2 separate regions of the Homo sapiens genome follow, and region 2 is linked to region 1. Evidence: chromatin contacts called from ENCODE Hi-C or POLR2A ChIA-PET data. All regions are on one chromosome and are shown on one strand. Each heading gives the region's core, a stretch centred on a gene start or an enhancer-like site at or near the end of the contact. The rest is flanking DNA. Distances are from core to core; before and after follow the strand shown. Region 1 overlaps RFX2 (regulatory factor X2). Region 2 overlaps MLLT1 (MLLT1 super elongation complex subunit).

Evidence for each region. A loop is a pair of places that touch in the nucleus more often than their neighbours do. ChIA-PET counts read pairs that join two places held with the same protein, here RNA polymerase II (POLR2A). Pooled maps may share reads with other maps.
Region 2: a pooled map shows a loop between it and region 1 (2.5-fold over the local background). The contact joins two enhancer-like sites. A Hi-C loop is called at or near these places in 2 of 50 pooled maps. POLR2A ChIA-PET finds 5 or more read pairs at or near these places in 3 of 52 experiments (MCF 10A, WTC11 and activated CD4-positive, alpha-beta memory T cell).

The regions. Positions count from the first base shown.
Region 1 is chr19:6,085,991-6,091,035 of GRCh38, reverse strand. All of the region lies in intron 1 of RFX2 (regulatory factor X2), which reads left to right. Among named protein-coding and RNA genes, the nearest start is that of RFX2, 22 kb to the left of the region's middle. RefSeq lists enhancers at 3,255-3,754, 3,764-3,833, 3,755-4,256. Within about 2 kb of position 3,020, at least 33 of the 41 ENCODE cell types and tissues checked have a DNase peak (open chromatin) inside an H3K27ac peak, as active enhancers do.
Region 2 is chr19:6,241,872-6,246,916 of GRCh38, reverse strand. The region is part of intron 3 of MLLT1 (MLLT1 super elongation complex subunit); the gene reads left to right. Among named protein-coding and RNA genes, the nearest start is that of MLLT1, 36 kb to the left of the region's middle. RefSeq lists an enhancer at 2,704-3,418. Within about 2 kb of position 2,781, at least 9 of the 41 ENCODE cell types and tissues checked have a DNase peak (open chromatin) inside an H3K27ac peak, as active enhancers do.

The sequences.
Region 1 (5,045 bases), core at 1,771-4,270:
AACACCAAGTCTGCTTCTTGTCTATGTGGGTTTTCCTATTCTGAATATTTCCTGTAAATAGAATCATACAATATGTGACCTTTTTCGTGACTGACTTCTTTCACTTGTGTGTATATAAATATATATTTAAGCCCTGGAAGGTTGGGTAATATTGTTTTGCAGTTCATCCACATTGTAGCCTGTGTCAGAGCTTCATTCTTTTTTATGGCTGAATAGTATTCCACTCCATGGGTGGACCACATCTGTTTATGCATTCATCCCTTGATGGGCATTTGGGTTGTTTCTACCTTTTGACTATTACGAATAGTGCTGCTATGAATATTTGTGGACAAGCTTTTGCCTGGACATATAGCTTCATTTCTTCAGGGAATATACCTAGGAGTGGAGTTGCTGAGTCGTATGGTAACTGCAAGTTAACTGCCAAATTGTCCTTTCACAGTCCCACCGGCAGGGAGTGAGGGCTCCAGTTTCTCCACATCCTCACCAACACTTTTATTTTTCCCTGTTTTTAGTATAACCAGCCTCGTAGGTGTGAAGTGGTGTTTCATGGTGGTTCTTATTTGTGTTTCTGTAATGACTGATGATGCTGAGCCTCTTTTCATGTGCTTTCATCTGTCTATAGCTCTTCTTTGGAGAAATGTGTATTCTTTTTTTTTTTTTTTTTTGAGACAGAGTCTCACTATGTCACCCAGGCTGTAGTGCAATGGCGTGATCTTGGCTCACTGCAACCTCACCCGGCTGAGAAATTTGTATTCAAAGGTGTTATCTGGGCTGGCATGGTGGCTCATGCTTGTAATCTCAGCACTTTGGGAGGCTGATGCAGGAAGATCACTTGAGCTCAGTAGTTCAAGACCAGCCTGGGCAACATGGTGAAACCCTGTCTCTATGAAAAATTCAAAATGCAAAAATAGCCAGGTGTGGTGGTGTGGGCCTCTGGTCTCAACTACTCCAGAGGGTGAGGTGGGAGGACCTCTTGAGCCTGGGACGTTGAGGCTGCAGTGAGCGATGTACATGCCACTGTACTCCAGCCTGAGTGACAAAAGCGAGAACCTGTCTCAAAACAAACAAACAAACAATCCAAAGATGTTATCTTATACAAACAATCCAAAGATGTTATCTCATATAATAATTTTCTCTAATCCACAAGTTTCTGTTCCTCTGTGAAATGCCCAAAGACCCTGAATCATGAAGGTCCCCAGCACATGTAAGAGCTACACAGGGTGGTGGAGGGAAGGGAGGGTGACAGTTCATTCAGATGCTACAACAAAAATATTAGAGACTGGCTGGCTTCTAAACAACAGGAATGTGTTGCAGTCAGCTCTGGAGGCTGGGAAGTCCAAGATCAAGGCACTGGCAGATTCAGTGTCTGGGGAGGGCCTGCTTTCTGGTTCGGCTTCTGCCTTCTAGCTGTGTCCTCACGTGATGGAAGGGGCAGGGGAGGTCTCTGGGGCCTCTTTTGCAAGGACCCTAATCCCATTCCTGTGGGTGCCATGCTCATGACCTAATCATCTCCCAAAGGCCCCACCTCCAGATGCCGTCATATTGGGGGTTAGGTTTCAACATGTGAGTTTTGGGGGGACACAACATTCCAACCATAGCACAGGGTCAGAATCCAGAGGACATGAGGGCTGGCCTCCCCCTTCCCTGTGACATTGCTCCAGCTCCTGCCCGTGCACACTCCCTTTTCAGAGACTGCCCAAAACCCCACATCCTCCGCCACTGAGATGGAGACAGGACAGGAGTGTTGGTCTTCACCCCCAGAGTGTCCCTGACCTGCTGGACGCAGATTTCTAGCGTGGTTATTTGTCATTACATGGGCTATTTGATACCTGCCCTTTTATTTATTTGGAGTTATTTTAGGCTCTGTTTTAAAGACATGAGTCCAAACATCTGAGTCTAATACAGAGTGGGCAAACTAGCCCATGGGCTAAATCCAACTCACTGCCTGTTTTTGTACAGCCCATGAACTAAGAATGCTTTTTTCCTACATTTTTAAGTAGTTGGAAAAATCAAAAGAAGAATATTTTAGGACATACAAAATTATCTGAAATTCACATTTCAGTGTCCATAAATTGTGCTTGCTTCAGCAGCAAATATACTAAAACTGGAACCATAAATAAAGTTTTATTGGCACACAGCCACAGTCATTTCACCCTACAATGGATGGGGTTGAGTCATCTTGACAGCGAGCGCTTGACCTGCAAAACCTAAAATATTTACTATTCCACATTTTACAAAAAAAGCTTGCCACCCCCTGGTCTAACGCACATTACTTGGCTATATGTGACTAGTACTCATGTGTATATGAATGTGATGCTGATTTTGAGGTTTATAAAACCCCTTAGGCTCTTCAATGGTGTTTAACATATTTTTGCTTTCTCTAAGAGAGAGAGGAATAATATTTACTTTGTTATCTTCTCCAGTTTGTTGTAATTAAAGAAGAGTCTTTGGCTACATCCATCTTGCAGGATGAATTTCGTTGCCTTCTTATACCTATGAGAACTGTGCCTTTAAAAAAAAATGCTGGGCTGGCATGGTGACTCAAGCCTGGAATCCCAGCACTTTGGGAGGCTGAGGCGGGTGGATCACCTGAGGTCGAGAGTTCGAGACCAGTCTGACCAACAGGGAGAAACCCCATCTCTACTAAAAATACAGAATTAGCGGGGCATGGTGGCACATGCCTGTAATACTAGCCACTCAGGAGGCTGAGGCAGGAGAATCGCGGGAGGCGGAGGTTGCAGTGAGCCGAGATCACGCCACTGCTGTCCAGCCTGGGCAACAAAAGTGAAACTCCGTCTCAAAAAAAAAAAAAAAAAAAAAAAAAGCTGTAGTGCCCTGGCCCTTCTCTGTGGCATTCTTCTTTGTCTTTCAGGCCCTGGCCAGCCTGGGTTAGGCTTAGAGCAGCACTCTGGGCTGGGAAGGGCTCTGTGTTCAGGGGTCATTGCTTCCTCTTTGTTCTCGTCTCTGACTCACCAACATGCAGCTCTGGGTGACTGTCCCTTGAGGACTGTGGCTTCCTGGCGGGTTAAGCCAGTTCTGGAAGTGGGTGTGCAGCTTATGGCAGCCAGGAGTGGTTTCTGAAATTAATTACTGCTCTAGATGATGATGTAAGGAGTGAGACTCCTGGGGAGAAACTGCCCATGTGGAGAAACCCAGCACCTGTAACCCATCACCTTCGTATCAAAACACGCTGTCCACCTAAGAAGGGCGAATGTGCCATGGCTAATCAAGGAAAATAATTTCTGTTTAGCTGTCAAAAAAGCTATTTCCATGATATCAGCCCTTTGATTTGGAGCTGAAACCTCCAAATCAAAATAAATTCTGCAGCATCTGAATCTTTTGTTGTAGCTGGATTTTTTAGAGTGAAGGCATTGCTAGGAATTACTGACAGAGTCCAGGGAGGGGCTAGAATTGGAATCGGGCTTCTCTGAGGTGAGAAAGTTAGTGGGGACTCGCCTTAATGCCTGGCTGTGGAACTGATCAAGGTCACTGGCTAGATGTGGTAAATCAGATGGGCTTCCTTGGGTTGGATGGGTGGATGCTAGAAAAAACTGCACTTCTCTCTAAGTCCCTTTACTCGCCTCTGGCAGGCATCTCCCTCCTGGGCTTCCTCTGATCCTCGATCCTCAATTCCTGGGCTTGGTGGACTGTGGGTTAATTATCTCCTAAGTGTTCTTTGAAAGCAGAGCCAATTATCAGCACAGTCCCTTCCCAGGCTGTTTGAATTCCTAAATACAGGGCAGTGGGAGGGAGGAGTAGCCACCTGTGGACTGTGGCTCCCTGCTGGAGACGGGTGTGCGTCTCGCTTCGCCCCTGTGAAGGTTATGCCTGTCGCCCTGTCTATCATGAGTCTGTCTCTGCAGCTTGTGGCTTCTGACCCGCTGCGACCATCTGCCTGTGCTCAGTCCCCACCCAGGAAGTGAACTGATTCTGTCACTTTCTTCTAAAGACCACAGATCTGCCTGGTTTATACAACGAAGCTCGTCTGAATTGGAGTCCTCAAATTTGTGAATTTAAGTTTTAAAAGATTAAAAAAAAAAAGACATACTGCTGTAGCCCAGTGGTTTTTAATCTTTCATCAGTCTGGATCTCTTTCAAAATCTGCTCAACACTGGGAATTTCTCCTCAGAAGAACAGGCATGGAAGGGCAAAAATTACATGACAATCTACGTTAGTAGTAAACAGAAAAGGCAGAGGTGCCCATGTGATGTTTGTATCTCTGTAGAGTTGTGTGGTCAGAACAGACAAATTCCCTTTGCAAATAATAGTAAGGAAGCGCATCACTGAAAACAGGAATGAGCCGTGTGCGTGGATGCATCCATTACTGTCAAAGGGGAGACACAGAAGTCATCTAATTCCTGTGAGCTTCTCTTGCAATTCACTTTTACAGTGCCCTTTCCGGCAAGATTAGATTCTTGTGTGTTATTACTTAACTTTAATTATTTGCTTATAATGCAGTCATGCCATGCATAACATTTCCGTCAACAGCAGACCACATATACAAGTGATCCCATAAGATTATAATGCTGTATTTTTCCTGTACCTTTTCTATGCTTAGCCATGTTTGGAGATACAAATACTTACCACTGTGTTACAATTGCCTGCACTGTTCACTGCAGTCACATGCTAGACAGGTTTGTAGCCTGGGAGCAATAGGTTATACCATACAGCCCAGGTGTGCTACGTAGGTTGTAGCGTCTAGGTTTCTGTAAGTATCACTCTGTGATATTCGCACAATGATGAAATTGCCTGAGGTTGCATTGCTGAGAACGTATCCCTGTCAGGAAGCGACTCATGGCCGTATTTTACTCCTGCAAGGGTGCCAAGATCATTCGATGGGGTAAATACAGTCTTTCCAATAAATGATGCTGGGAAAACTGGGTTTCCACATTCAAAAGAATGAAATTGGATCTCCCCTGCCTTTTTTTTTTTTTTTTTTTTTTTGAGACAGGATCTTGTTCTATCACCCAGGCTGGAGTGCAGTGGTACAATCATGGCTCACTGCAGCCTCGGCCTCCTGGGCTCAAGAGATCCTCCTGCTTCTG
Region 2 (5,045 bases), core at 1,532-4,031, 160 kb before region 1:
TTTCTGTCAAGTAGGAACGCTGCAAGGGTACAAGGTTATTTGTGGCAGCCCTTTCCCTGGGGTGGTCATGTCATGCATTTGTAATACAGTTAGCTTCGTCAGTCTCAGTTGCATTTCATCTTGGGTCTGCCCCCTCTGCCCATCCGGTTATTAGTTACTGATTTCTTAATTTGTATTCCGTGACGTTTACTCTGGGTTCAACATGCAGAGAGTCGTGTATCTACCGGGACTCTGCCTCCCCCACTCCGATTCCCACTTGCTGTCCCTTTGAAGTCAGTCCCCCTCCCCACCCCCAGCCCTTACAACCGCTCATCTGTTTGCCATTCTTGTAGTTTACCTTTTCCAGATTGTCATAAGACTCAGACAATATGTAGCCCTTTTGTATCTGGTTTCTTTCACTTAGCAAAGCGCACTTAGATTTGTCCATGTTGCCATATGAATGAATCTTCGTGTTTTGTTGTGTTTTTTCGAGGAGTGTTCCGCTGCATGGGTGCCTTACGGTTTGTTTATTCGTTCACCTGTTGAAGGACGTCTGTGTTGTTTCCAGCTCTTGTGATTATGAATAAGGCTGCCCTAAACATTTGCATACGGGTTTTTTGTGTGACCACGTTTTCAGTTCATTTGGGTAAATGAGTGGAGATTGCTAGGTCACATGATATGGGTCTATTTAACTTTTTAAGAAACTGCCCAGTGGTTTTCTTCTAAAGGGGCTGTGCCATTTTGCAGCCTCATCAGCAGGAAGAGTTCCCGTTGCTCCAAATCTTCGCCAGCCCTTGAATATGGTCAGGTTGTTTTCCTTTTTTTTTTTTTCTCTTTGTTTTCTTTTTATTTTCTTTTTGAGGTGGAGTTTTGCTCTTATTGCCCAGGCTGGAGTGCAAAGGTGCGATATCAGCCCACTACAACCTCCACCTCCTGAGTTCAAGCGATTCTCCTGCCTCAGCCTCTCAAGTAGCTGGGATTACAGGCATGAGCCACTGTGACCGGCCAACTTTTTGGGTTTTTTGTTTGTCTGTTTTGAGACAGGGCCTTACTGTGTCGCTTAGGCTGGATGGGGTGCAGTGGTGCAGTCACAGCTCACACAGCTCTGTCTCCTGGACTTAAGCAGTCCTCCTGCCTTAGCCTCCCAAGTAGCTGGGACTACAGGTGCATGCCACCACACCCAGTGAGTTTTTCTTTTTAAAAAAAAATTTTATTTGTTTATTTTTTGAGACGGAGTCTCGCTCTGTCGCCGAGGCTGGAGTGCAGTGGCACAATCTTGGCTCACTGCAAACTCTGCCTCCCGTGTTCATGCCATTCTCCTGCCTCAGCCTCCCAAGTAGCTGGGACTACAGGTGCCTGCCAGCATGCCCGGCTAATTTTTTTGTATTTTTAGTAGAGACGGGGTTTCACCATGTTAGCCAGGATGGTCTCGATCTCCTGACCTCGTGATCCGCCCACCTCGGCCTCCCAAAGTGCTGAGTTTACAGGCGTGAGCCACTGTGCCCGGCCCTCACATCCGGTGAGTTATTAAAAAAACTTTTTTAAGGGCTGGGCACGGCGGCTTATACCTGTAATCCCAGCACTTTGGGAGGCCGAGGTGGAAGGATTGTTTGAGCTCAGGAGGTTGAGACCAGCCTGGGCAACATGGTGAAACCCCATCTCTTTAAAAAAAAAAAAAAAGAAAGAAAGAAAGGAAAGATGGAAGAAAGAAAGAAAGAAAGAAAGAAAGGAAAAAAAGAAAAGATTTAAAAAAATTTTTTTTTGTTAGAGAGTCTCACTATGTTGCTAAGGCTGAGCTCAAACCCCCAGCCTCAAGTGATCCTCCTGCCTCAGCCTCCCAGAGTGTTGAGATTATAGGCGTGAGCCAACACACCTGGCCCCGTTCTTTATTTAACTTTTTGAGTAACTGCCAGACTGTTTTTCAGCAGCTGTGCCATTTTACATTCCCCCCCAGCCGGGTATGAGGGTTCTGATTTTTCTACATCCTCACCAGCAACTCATTTTCTGCCTTTTTGATTATAGCCGTCTGTCCTAGTGGGTGTGAAGTGGTACCTGGTTAGGTTTTGATTTGCATCTCCCTGACGGCCGACGGTAATGAGCATCGTTTTCATGTGCTTATTTGCAACCCATATATTCTCTTTGGTAAAGTATCTGTTCAGAATTTTGCCCTTCCCTCTCATTAAAAAAAATTGGGTTAGCTGTTTTCTTGTTGTTGAGTTTTAAGAGTTCTGTATATACTCTGGATACAAGTCCTGTACTTGGTATATGAGTTGCAAATATTTTCTCCAAGTCTGTGGCTTATCTTCTCATTCTCTTAATAGTATATTTTTGTCTAGCAAACGTTTTTTATTTTGATGGACGTCTTACTGTTGTTTTTCTGGCGAGTGCTTCTGGTTTTGTGTCTGAAACCCTTTGCCACACTTGAGGCCCATGCCTCTGTTTTCGCTGTCCGCTGGCGGCATGCACCAAGCCCACTGTTGAGAGAGGCGGGGGAGACTGTCAAAGGGTAGTGGGTATCTAGTAAGGGAGGCCCTTGTCATTTATTCTTCGCAAATGAGGGTTTTTTTTTTTTTAATGTTCGTTTACAGTGAGGAGGAGGAATTGCTTTTCTTCCATTCTTTGCTGGAGTTTCATGGATTTCTTCATGTGTCAGATATTTACCAAGTCTAGGCCCAGTGAAGACCAAGTGAACACGTTCCCCTCTCTTGTGGAGTTCACAGACTGACAGGGCAAGAGACGGCAGACACACGGGAGAGGAAGTGACCCATCAGAATGAGTTCCAGGAAGCCCAGGGGCTGGGTGCTATGAGTGTGTCACGGGGACCCAGTTAGAAAGGGTCGGTTGGGTTCTCTTAAGAAGCGAGATTGACTTCTTTTTTTTTTTTTTTTTTTTTTGAGGTGGAGTCTTGCTCTGTCACCCAGGCTGGAGTGCAGTGGCGTGATCTCGGCTCACTGCAAGCCCTGCCTCCTGGGTTCACACCTTTCTCCTACCTCAGCCTCCCGAGTGGCTGGGACTACAGGCGCCCGCCACCATGCCTGGCTAATTTTTTTGTATTTTTAGTAGAGAGGGGGTTTCACCGTGTTAGCCAGGATGGTCTCGGTTTCCTGACCTCGTGATCCACCTGCCTCGGTCTCCCAAAGTGCTGGGATTACAGGCGTGAGCCACCGTGCCCGGCCGATTGACTTCTTCTTATGTGAGGCTGAGAGGATGGGGTGGTCCCTTCTAGGGGGAGGGGCAGCTGTTTGAAAGGCAGAGTCCAGGTGATGAAGCGGGGCTGGGGCGAGTGTGAGGGAGGTGAGCTGGGTGGGCAGAGCTGCTCATCCGCTGGGGGTGACATGGTGGCATTTGCTGTTAGATCCTGCATAAGGGGTCGAGTCCTCTGGGTTCACCTGCCTCTTTGGGCGTAAGCTCTGTGGCCGTGGCTTCAGAAGCCCCAGCCAGGTGCCTGTCCCACGCCTGTCCCATGATGTTCTGGAGTAGGTCAGTGACATTATAATGCAGACCTGGCTCCATCTCTCCCAGAAGGAATTCAGTGGCTGCCAAACAGGAAGTGCTTGTCTGTGCCCTGGAGTCAGTTAGGAGGCAGGGTGAGGGCCTCGGGAGGGGCTGCAGAGCTGACCTGGGAGGCTTTGATGCCCTGGTCCTGGGCAGGGCAGGGGCCGGGGGCTGCCGGCCTCCCCGAGCCTTCCCGGGGTGGGGGCCCCCACTGACATGCATGGCCCTGCTCGGGCTGGGACTGGCTCTCGGGGTCTCTTTCAGCTTTACCGCTTGGTGACCCCGCCACGTTCCCGCTTTACGTTCCCAGCAGACTTTAGCATGGTTGATTTTTGTCTTGCTTTGTTTTGAGGCATTAGCCAAGATCAGCAGCTGGACTCAGGAGCTCTTCTCTGAGGCATCATTTGATGTGACTTAATTTCCTTGGCAATCCTTTTAGCTCTCACCTTTGTCGCTTTCATGCCAGTGCTGGCTGCCAAGTAGTCCTGCGTTTCTGGCTTGGTGTGCTTGGCAAAACCGAGAGGGGCAGAGAGAGCTGCTGTCAGATGGGGAGAGGGGTCATCTGAGATGACAGTGGCCTGCTTTCCTCTCCTGTGGCCGGTGTCGGCTCGCAGCCCCCCAGGTGCCCTGTAGATGCAGTCACATGAGGGGATGCTGGCCGGGGCACTTGTTTCTATTGAACCCGGTACCAACAGCACCAGGAAAGGGGAGTGTGGCTGTTTGGGGCGGTAAAACTTGCCCTGCCCCTGACGCCAGATTCCTCTTCCTTCAGTCTAAGTCTCCCGTGACTTCAATTGAAGGAACCCGTCCTGAGAGCAGGAGAGAAAGCACATGAGGGGTACACACTGATTGTGAGAGACAGTCCAGTGTTAGAAATGGCCAAGTGTGAAAAAGAAGTTTATTTTGGTTATTTGCCACTAATATTAGACCTCCTCCCCAACCCCTGCAACAAGCTGTCATTGGACAGGGAGCCACAGCCATCACCAGTCCACCGTGGCCTCCCACACGCAGATGTCCGAGGGCACAGGAAGGGCATTACGTGGAGAGTTTTAAAAGTAAGTTAAACCGCACTGGCCTCATAGCCTTAAGACCCTCAGAGGCATCTTCCTGACACATCCTGGGTGGCTTGTGTTGGGGGGCCCTAGGCAGTCGCACATGACAGGGGAGGTTCCAAGGACACCAAGCCGGGGTGCCCTCCATAGCCGCCACCCTCTGTAGAGTGGAGATGGCTCTTAGCTGCAAATGCTGCCCTATATGGGTTCCACTTGGGCTGCCCCTGCGTGCGCTCAGTTTGAGACTGGGGAGAGCAGGTCTTGAGGCAGGGAGGCTGGGAGGCAGGGAGCCCCCTCTGAGCCCCCATTGTCTTCTCCCCTTGCCCCTGACCTGCTGGCGCAGAAGCGGAGCAACGCTTCTGCAAGCAACTCCCTCCCTGGCTCCCAGGCTCCCAGGGCCTTGCAGAGTTCAGGAGGCGGGCAGCCCCTCTGGTGAGCCCATAGAGCGCTCCGCCAGGGACAATCGGCCGGTTGATGTGGCCGAGGGGGAGGCCTTGGCTGGTGGATTGCCGAGGGAGC